Regions from separate parts of the Homo sapiens genome. Here regions 1 and 2 are each linked to region 3. Evidence: chromatin contacts called from ENCODE Hi-C or POLR2A ChIA-PET data. All regions are on one chromosome and are shown on one strand. The core of a region is the stretch at or near the end of the contact, and the rest is flanking DNA. Distances in the headings are between cores, read along the strand shown. Region 1 overlaps FOXP1 (forkhead box P1). Region 2 overlaps FOXP1 (forkhead box P1). Region 3 holds the start of FOXP1-AS1 (FOXP1 antisense RNA 1).

Evidence for each region. Hi-C counts contacts between places; a loop is a spot of excess contacts on that map. ChIA-PET counts read pairs that join two places held with the same protein, here RNA polymerase II (POLR2A). Pooled maps may share reads with other maps.
Region 1: a loop to region 3 is called in a map with no recorded cell type, with 4 times the contacts of the local background. The contact joins the enhancer-like site here to the promoter of FOXP1-AS1 in region 3. A Hi-C loop is called at or near these places in 1 of 37 single-sample maps with no recorded cell type. POLR2A ChIA-PET finds 5 or more read pairs at or near these places in 3 of 52 experiments (CD8-positive, alpha-beta T cell, IMR-90 and activated T-cell).
Region 2: a pooled map shows a loop between it and region 3 (2.9-fold over the local background). The contact joins the enhancer-like site here to the promoter of FOXP1-AS1 in region 3. A Hi-C loop is called at or near these places in 3 of 50 pooled maps. POLR2A ChIA-PET finds 5 or more read pairs at or near these places in 7 of 52 experiments (BJ, PC-9, T-cell and 4 more).

Annotation. Positions count from the first base shown.
Region 1 is chr3:71,502,601-71,505,328 of GRCh38, forward strand. All of the region lies in intron 2 of FOXP1 (forkhead box P1), which reads right to left. Among named protein-coding and RNA genes, the nearest start is that of MIR1284, 38 kb to the right of the region's middle. RefSeq lists an enhancer at 1,016-2,215. Within about 2 kb of position 1,456, at least 8 of the 41 ENCODE cell types and tissues checked have a DNase peak (open chromatin) inside an H3K27ac peak, as active enhancers do; they include IMR-90, where a contact is called at or near this core.
Region 2 is chr3:71,047,698-71,050,465 of GRCh38, forward strand. The region is part of intron 9 of FOXP1 (forkhead box P1); the gene reads right to left. Among named protein-coding and RNA genes, the nearest start is that of FOXP1-AS1, 240 kb to the right of the region's middle. RefSeq lists an enhancer at 2,309-2,768. Within about 2 kb of position 1,459, at least 10 of the 41 ENCODE cell types and tissues checked have a DNase peak (open chromatin) inside an H3K27ac peak, as active enhancers do.
Region 3 is chr3:71,288,308-71,291,108 of GRCh38, forward strand. FOXP1-AS1 (FOXP1 antisense RNA 1) reads left to right here and starts at 1,451. Exons shown (of 5, transcript NR_126463.1): 1 at 1,451-1,664. The region is part of intron 5 of FOXP1 (forkhead box P1); the gene reads right to left.

The sequences.
Region 1 (2,728 bases), core at 206-2,705, 210 kb after region 3:
TCAAAGGCTTGAACTGGGTTGCCGGTAACCAAGGCTCTCTACTGGATGAGAACAAGAATTATATTCATAATGATGATGTTACTAAAAGGAAAACATTACAATGGCAAATCCTGCAGTATCAAACCTAAGCCTCAGTTTCCCCAGTGGGAACATTCTAGAAGAAGCCAGCCATAACAACAGCAGGGGTAGTCCTATTAATTGATGACATCCATATTTTCCATGAAAAATTAAGGTTATGTAACCGGCATACATAACAGCTAATACGGGAGGAAAAATCAAATAATGTTTCAAAGAATGAAGAAACCAACTAGGTCACAACACTAAGTGCAATTCTTTTGAGATCTGTTTTCTGTGATGATTTTTGCCTGCTTTACAATTAGAAAAAAAAAAAAAAACAAGTAGTAGCCTCTAATGTAAAACTGAAAAGCCTTCCATTATTGGAAAAGGAGTAAAATAACAAAAGAGTTAAGAGAAGAAAAAAAAGGAACATATCTCTTGAGAGAAAACCAATGGTCCCTGAAGTAGGATTTAAAAGTGCTGTTTACATAGAGGCATCAGAAGAGCCCCTCTGTGGAGGTAAGTGTGAAGTCCCATAGCAGTGGAGCCAAATCTGTTTTCTAGAGAGTTCTCTTGGTCTCCATGTTCCAACTAGAAACAAAAGCCATCTTACCAGAGGCCTTTGTAGTTAGTTACAAATTACTTAAAGGAATAAAAATACAGGCCAAATTACTTGCTAAAATAAATAAAGCCCCCAGCCCCCAAATCATCTTCTAAGCTTATGCTCAAGTTAAGTTAAAAAGCAAACAGAATTTCAACATGATGAAACCCCATCTCTACTAAAAATACAAAAATTAGCTGGATGTGGTGGCACACACCTGTAATCTCAGATACCCGGGAGGTTGAGACAGGAGAATCACTTGAACCCAGGAGGTGGAGGTTGCAGTGAGCCAAGATAGTGCCATTGCACTCCAGCCTGGGCAACAGAACGAGACTCTGTCTCGAAAAAAAAAAAAAAAAAAAACACCACGAATTAAGGTTGTAGCACCACACTATGGTAAACCTCCTCAGTGACTCGATGTTATTATTTCGTCAGGTATGGTACTGTAGGGAGGGGAGAATGGCAGAAGACACAGGAAGCCTGTATGGAGCCTCATCCATCATTCAGGCCAGATCATGTACAGAACATACAGGCATCAGAGTACAAACATACTAAGTAGCCTTGTTTTCCAAGGTTATAACATGCTCTGGGGACATGCTCATTAGGGGGTCAGGAGAAGGAGCCAAGGGCATTTGGAGGCAGCCACTATTCCTGACTTTCAGATTCTCTTCTATCAAGGAAGAAGACCAAAATAAATAATTTCCAGGTAGTTTTAGCAGAAGTGCAGCAAGACCCAGGGGGTGAGTACACATCACAAATTCCCAGGAAGATCAACGCCATCCCAGCTTTGCCAACAACTGTTTGAGATGTTTCGCAAGTCAGTGAGCTTCTCGGAACCTGAGTTTCCCTTCTTATAAAATGAAGGCATTTGAATCCCATCTTTTTGAACAATACTATGTCATAATTTTATGCCTCAAATCGAAAAAAACACTTTGGGGGATAACCGAGAATTCCAGGCTACATCATCCAATCAATACAATACTTGGAGCACTTTCAAAAAACCCACCAAGGAACCAAAGCTACCATAACTTAAAAGGAGCAGAAACGAAATTTCAGATTAATATGACGTTGGCCAGTGACTAGTCATCAAGCATACTTCAGCATTTAGTTGTCTGAGCAGACAGGTGACTCAGCGGGAAATGGGTTACCCAGCCAGCCACGCTCATCTGACCCACTGCCTCAAAGTAATTTTTCCTCAATTTTCAAAACCAAGAAAGTAAATGACTAATGAAATGACTGAAGAATAACTTCCAGACAATTCTTACATTAAAAAATAAAACCAAACTTCAGCACAACAGTAAGTAGATGAGAAGAAAACAACCCGGCTCAGAGCTGTCCAACGTCTGATGGCCACAGTTCCTTCTGACAAAGGAAACGTGCACATTCCAGGGTGTGTGGAATGATGTGGTTTGGAAATGTCTCGAGGCGCCAAGGGAAGAGCTGATGATCAGGACAATGTCATCAAGAAAAGTGTCACGGAGCCCAAGTGGTGACATTTCTGTTGCAAATATGAGAAAGGAAAGGAACACGCTGGTCCTTCACCCTGGTGTTCAATGCGGTCGTAGGACTTTTGGATATTCTCCTGGGTACTTCCAGTTCTAACACCAACTAACATGTGCAAAGCCTGTGCTGCACTGCACATGAGGTACTCTGTCCATAGCATTTTCATCCACCCTCTTATTAAGCCTTATAACGGTGGCAAGAGTAAATGCTATTATCTTACAGATGAACGAACCAAGGCTGGTGAAGGGAAGTCCTTTACCCAAGACCACAGTCAGTGACAGAGCCACATCTTTCTGAAACCCAAGCCTCGTCCCTTAACCACCAGTGAATACTACTGAGTACCATTTTTCCAACAGCTCAAACAGGAAAAGTAGGAACGTTTGGAATGGTTCCCAAAATAAAGACAACCTGGCAACATAGAGTTATAATTCTGTTCAGACCTCTACGTTGCCTCCCACTGTCTAAAACCCTTGGCTTCTTGCGTGAAGTCAGGCAAACCCGGGAAGCAGAAAAGCAAGGACCCAAGTCACCCCTGGTAGTGCAGCTTGGAAATGAGACAGGACATCT
Region 2 (2,768 bases), core at 209-2,708, 240 kb before region 3:
CAACATCGTACTCGACTGTGAGTTTAACATGAACGACAGTCTAAGCTTCAGATGCCTTAACATGGCTTTAGTCTCAGAAACTCCCAGGTCTGGTGGCTTGTCCTGCTTCCCCCATCTGCTTTGTTCTTGAAAAGAAGGGGCTTTACGATATGATAAATATCTTTTTGTTGATTGGACAATGACAGGAGGAAAACTTTTGTTGTGTAAAACATCAATACATCATTCCTGTGTTTAGCAGGCCTTGCTTCAGCCAAAAAAATTAATGTAGATTTCCTCAGTAATTATCTGAGTGATAGAAAGATAATACAGTGCAGTAGTACAATAAATAGAAGGAAATTATCTAATATCCTTAATCTGCTAGCAATCGTATCGAGGTGGAGGTCTTAGCCACATTATGGCTAACAATTATAAAAGGAAAACTAACCCTTCCCAAACTGTAGCAAAAAAAAAAGAAAAGTTTCTTCAAGAAAAGAACAAGATCAGTGTTCCTAATTCTGAGTATGATTCAAAAGATCAGAGAGACTTTTACAACTAAAAGGACTATCCAAGCCCTTTCAGAGCTTACATGTTCTGGCTAATAACTATACTTTACAAACAACTGCATTCACTTAACCTAACACATGACCTTGATCTGATACATCCATAAAATGGTATGTATATCAAGACCTTCTGATGCAAAGTTCAAAGAAAGAGAAAAATGGTGGTTTCCTTTCGGTCTTCATGTAGTTTATTTTACAGTAAAAACCATCATTCTCATATTAGCAACCAATTTCAGACTTACTACCATGCCACTGAGAAAGTTAATTGAGTTTCACTCCAAAAAACAAATTCTATACCACTAACAACAAAAATTTAAATAAATTTAAATGAAAAGCCAGTGTTTTCATTTTAAGAACAGCATGCATAAAATGATCCAATTGTTTTCACCCCTTCCCAAGTTATCACATTAATGTAAAACCCAGTGATAGTTATATTCATGTCAAAACGATTTTTTCACTTCTTCAACAGATATTAACTCACAACATTACAAAAAAAAGGGAAGAGAAAAAAACAACATTGACACAATAAAAGATCAGGGAATTAGCTTTTCTGAAAGCAGACTATAATGGGGGGGGTACAGCTGGAGGTGGGGGAGGGTGTTTCCTGCCTTACTGTAAATGAAATGTTTAAAAATTTTGTATTTATGTAAAATGACTGATGCCTTTTCTGTTGTCTCTGTGGCCATCCCTAGGAAAAAGCTCATGAAAGCTGTCTACGTTTGAAAAGCCAGGATATAAAAGTATACAAGGCCCATTGTCCAAAGAAAGAATTTAAAAGCAACACCGGTTGCCAAACTGCGCTCCCCACCCAGTTACCAAACACAGGATACGGGTCCATTTGTTTACTTCTCACAATTGAATGCATACAAAAAAGGTCTCCGTGCAGTCCCCTCGGCAGGTCAGTAGTCAGTGTTAAAATGCTAAAATGCCCTGATAAACCTCGAGTTTCGGATCCCCTCCCTAGAGCTGCAGTCAAAGGTCTGTTTTCCTTTCTTCGGCTACTCCCTACTGCCTAACATAAACTGTCATAACTGCCCGGGACAAACGGCCCTTTTAAAACAATCAACTTAGCCTACCTCACCCGCACAGGATGGAATCTTTTTTTGTAGCTCGATTTAAAATGAATTCTGCTGTCTATTTTCCTCACCACTTCTGTCCAATATTCATGAGCAGTCACTTCAATAGCTGTATTGGGCCTACATCCTCTCTTCCTCCCCTACCTAAGAGCACGTATCTTCTTAAGGAAGGTCCTGTCTTGGTCCAACCCAATATGGAGCCAAACTTTCCCAAGGAAACATCTCAAGGCAACTTTAGGAGGGAAGGAAAAAAAAAAGAGCAAAGGTACATCGTTCTGGCCAAAGATCAGGTGTCTTATTGCAGAGGTAATCAAAACAGGAAAAAAAGGGGGTGGGGGGAGCCTGACAATATAAAATTATGAGCCGCTAATGACTGGGGACTCAGTAAATTAACATACTTGTTCCATCTGTCAACAACCAAGTTCAAACCTTGTTAAAATCATAACCACCAGTCCACATCATGAAAATGCTACCGTGTGACTCCATCTCATTTTAGCACAAAAGGACCACCACCTGCATGATAATTCCAGGAGACTGGTCCCTACCTCAGGAAACTACAGATCTCCTAAGCATTGTTACCCTGGGTCTCAGACAAATCCACTGGCACCATGAATCCAAGGAGACCCATCCACTGGTCTGCCTACCTCAAAGGATATTCAAAGCAACCTATCTCCTGGGTCACCTTTGCCTGGGAAGTGGATGACAAAGCATGGACCACAGCAAACCTAGCGACCTGGAGATGCAAGAATGTTCCTACAATGTCTTGCTTTCTCCTTGTTTAGACACAAAGTGTTCTCCTTCTCCCCTACACTCCCCACCCCCTGCCACTCCCTTCCCAAACTCAGGGACCACTATCATCTTTGTGCTCTGAGATGCTTTCCTTTCTGACAACAGCAATTTGGGAGAGGTAACTTTTATCCTTCTTTCTGCTGTGTAACTTTCCCCTTCCCATTTCTTTATGTGCCCTCTGAGCTCATCTGAACTTTCATGTTCTCCCAGCATGCAGACGTGCATTCCAAACTATGTCTCACAGACCAAATAAGAGGTTAATAAGAAGTGGCAACAGAAAGGAAAAACGCAATCCCTGGTAACTGATAAGAATGACAGTGGCAGCCCTTTTTTGTTTGTCTTCAAATATAGAGTTAAAGATCTT
Region 3 (2,801 bases), core at 201-2,700:
AACCTACCATTTCCTGGATGCTTGAGGATTTGCGACTGGCCAAGAAATCTTGAAAATGTTCAACTGTGTTTCACAAGTTTTGAGAAAGCTAGAATCTGTGATGCTCTTAGGTAATCTGAAAGGCAGATGAACCCATCAAAGACTACCTATATTAGTAAAAGGTAAAGGTGATAGACAGACGTGGCTCAGGCTCAAACTAGTATTTTACTAATCTAGAGACTATGTTAACCACACCAATCTGTGATATACTTCAGATGATTACAATCGACATATTCTAAGTTAGGGCTATAAACACATCCCACTTTCCTCTATGCCTTTTATTTAAACTGCAAATCTCCAAACCATCAGATTAGAGAACGGGTCAAGAGGGACAAAATGCCCAGGATTCCTTTTTCACTGCTCACAGGTTGTACTATGACCCAAACTTCACAAAAATGAGTGCAAGGGGTGGGGGAAAATGTGGTAACTGTAACAAACAAGAATGCTGAACAATTACTATTCCTGGAAAAATAATACAAACCATGTAAGTTCAGCCAGCCAGCAGACTGCTAGTTATATAAAGCCAGTAAATATGATAGGAGTGAGATTCAAACACAACTAACTCTTACTAAGGTCATCAATGACTTCCATATTGACAAATCCAATGGTCAGTTCTTTGTCATCATCTTTTTTGACCACTTGGCAGAATTTGATATGGCTCACAACTCTCTTCTTATTTATTTATTTATTTATTTATTTATTTTTTGAGATGGAGTCTCTCTCTGTAGCCCACGCTGGAGTGCAGTGGTGCGATCTTGGTTCACTGCAACCTCCGTCTCCCGGGTCCCAGTTCAAGCAATTCTCCTGCCTCAGCCTCCTGAGTAGCTGAGATTACAGGAATGAGCCACCATGCCGAGCTAGTTTTTGTATGTTTAGTAGAGACAGGGTTTCCCCATGTTGGCCAGGCTGATCTTGAACTCCTGACCTCATGATCCGCCTGCCTTGGCCTCCCAAAGTGCTGGTATTACAGTCATGAGCCACTGTGCCCAGCCTAATTTTGTTTTTTATCTAGAGACAGAGTCACTATAGTCTGTCACCCAGGCTGGAGTGAAGTGGTTATTCACAGGCAGGATCATAGCACACTATAGCCTCAAACTCCTGGACTGAAGCAATCCTCCTGCCTCAGCCTCCTGAGTAGCTGGAACTACAGGTGTGAGCCCCCATGCTCAGCTTTGTTTCCTACTTTAAACACTTACCTTGATGACTTTCTGGTTCACAATCTCAGAGTTTTCATCCCATCTCTGATCTTTCCTGTTCTCAATATTCTATGACTAAAACTTTTAATGGTGTTGGCTTTTTATTTTTATTTTACTTTTTTGAGACAGAGTCTCACTCTGTCCCTCAGGCTAGAGTATTGTGATGCAACTGTGGCTCACTGTGGCCCCAAGCTCCTGGGCTTGAACAATCCTCCTGCCTCAGCCTCCCAAGTGTAGCTGGGACTACAGGCACACGCCACCATGCCCAGCTAATTTTTGTTTTTTTTAATGTAGAGATAAGAGTCTCACTATGTTGCCCAGGTTGATCTCAAACTCCTGGTCTCAAGAGATCCTCCCACCTCAGCCTCCCAGAGTCAGAACCCAGATCCTGGAACTCTTCTTTTCTTCTTCTATACCACTGCTTCCTTGGTGAGTTCAGTCAAGTTTATGCCTTTAGGTATCACTTACATGCTTATAAATCCTGAATTTATAGACCAAGCTAGGACATTTCCAGGACTACATATCCAAATGCCCACTTGGCATCTTAGTCTGGGTGCATAGCTCAAACCTCCCATATCTACAACTACATTCCTGGTCTCCCTTGCTTACCTCCCCTACCTCCAAAACTGCCCCACCCACTGTCTTGCTGTATTTTAGTGATGGGAGCACCACCTTCTATCAGTTCCTTAGAACAGAAAGCATTTGTCTTCTGACTCCTCTGTTTCTGCCCATAAGCAATCCATCAGTGAATCCTATTGATTATATCCCGTCATTCAAGACAAAAATCTTAAGAGTCTTCTGTGATGCAACTTTTTCAAACTCCCCATCAATTTCACTAGGAAATCCTTTGGCTCAATGTTTAAATAAATTCCAAATTCAACAACTTCTCAGCACCTCCCCTGCCATTGTGATCCTGGCCATCATCATATCTCACTGGGATTATTCTAGTGGCCTCCTGACAGGTCTCCCTGCCTATGACCTCATCCACCCAAAGTCTATTTTCAAAACAGCTCCCAGAGCGATCCATTTAAAAAGCATGAGTGAGATCTTGCTCTACCTCAAAGCCCCTCAATGGCTCCCCAATAAGAATATAAAAAGCCCTAATGCCCTACTCAGTCTGGCCCTGTTACACTGTTATGTTGTCTCTTACTACAACTTGAGTAGCCTTAATCCAATATTCTGCAATCAAAAGTGCTCCGAAATCCAAAACTTTTTGAGCACAGATACAACACTCAAAGGAAATGCTCACAGGAGCATTTCAGATTTGGGATTTTGGGGTTAAGGATGCTTAGCTGGTAATGCATATATTATAAAATCTGAAAGATCCCAAATCAGAAATATTTCTGGTCCCAAGCATGTCAGATAACAGATACTCAACCTGTACTCTTCCCTTAAGGACACTGCTTCGGCCATACTGGCTGACTTGCTCTCTTTAGAATAGGCTACATCTCTGCTCACCTTACATGGACTTACCCTGACCACCCACCACCCTATTTACACAGCAACCCTTCCCTCTGACAATGTGACCTCCCTTATCCTTTTATATTTTCTCTACAGTATCTATCA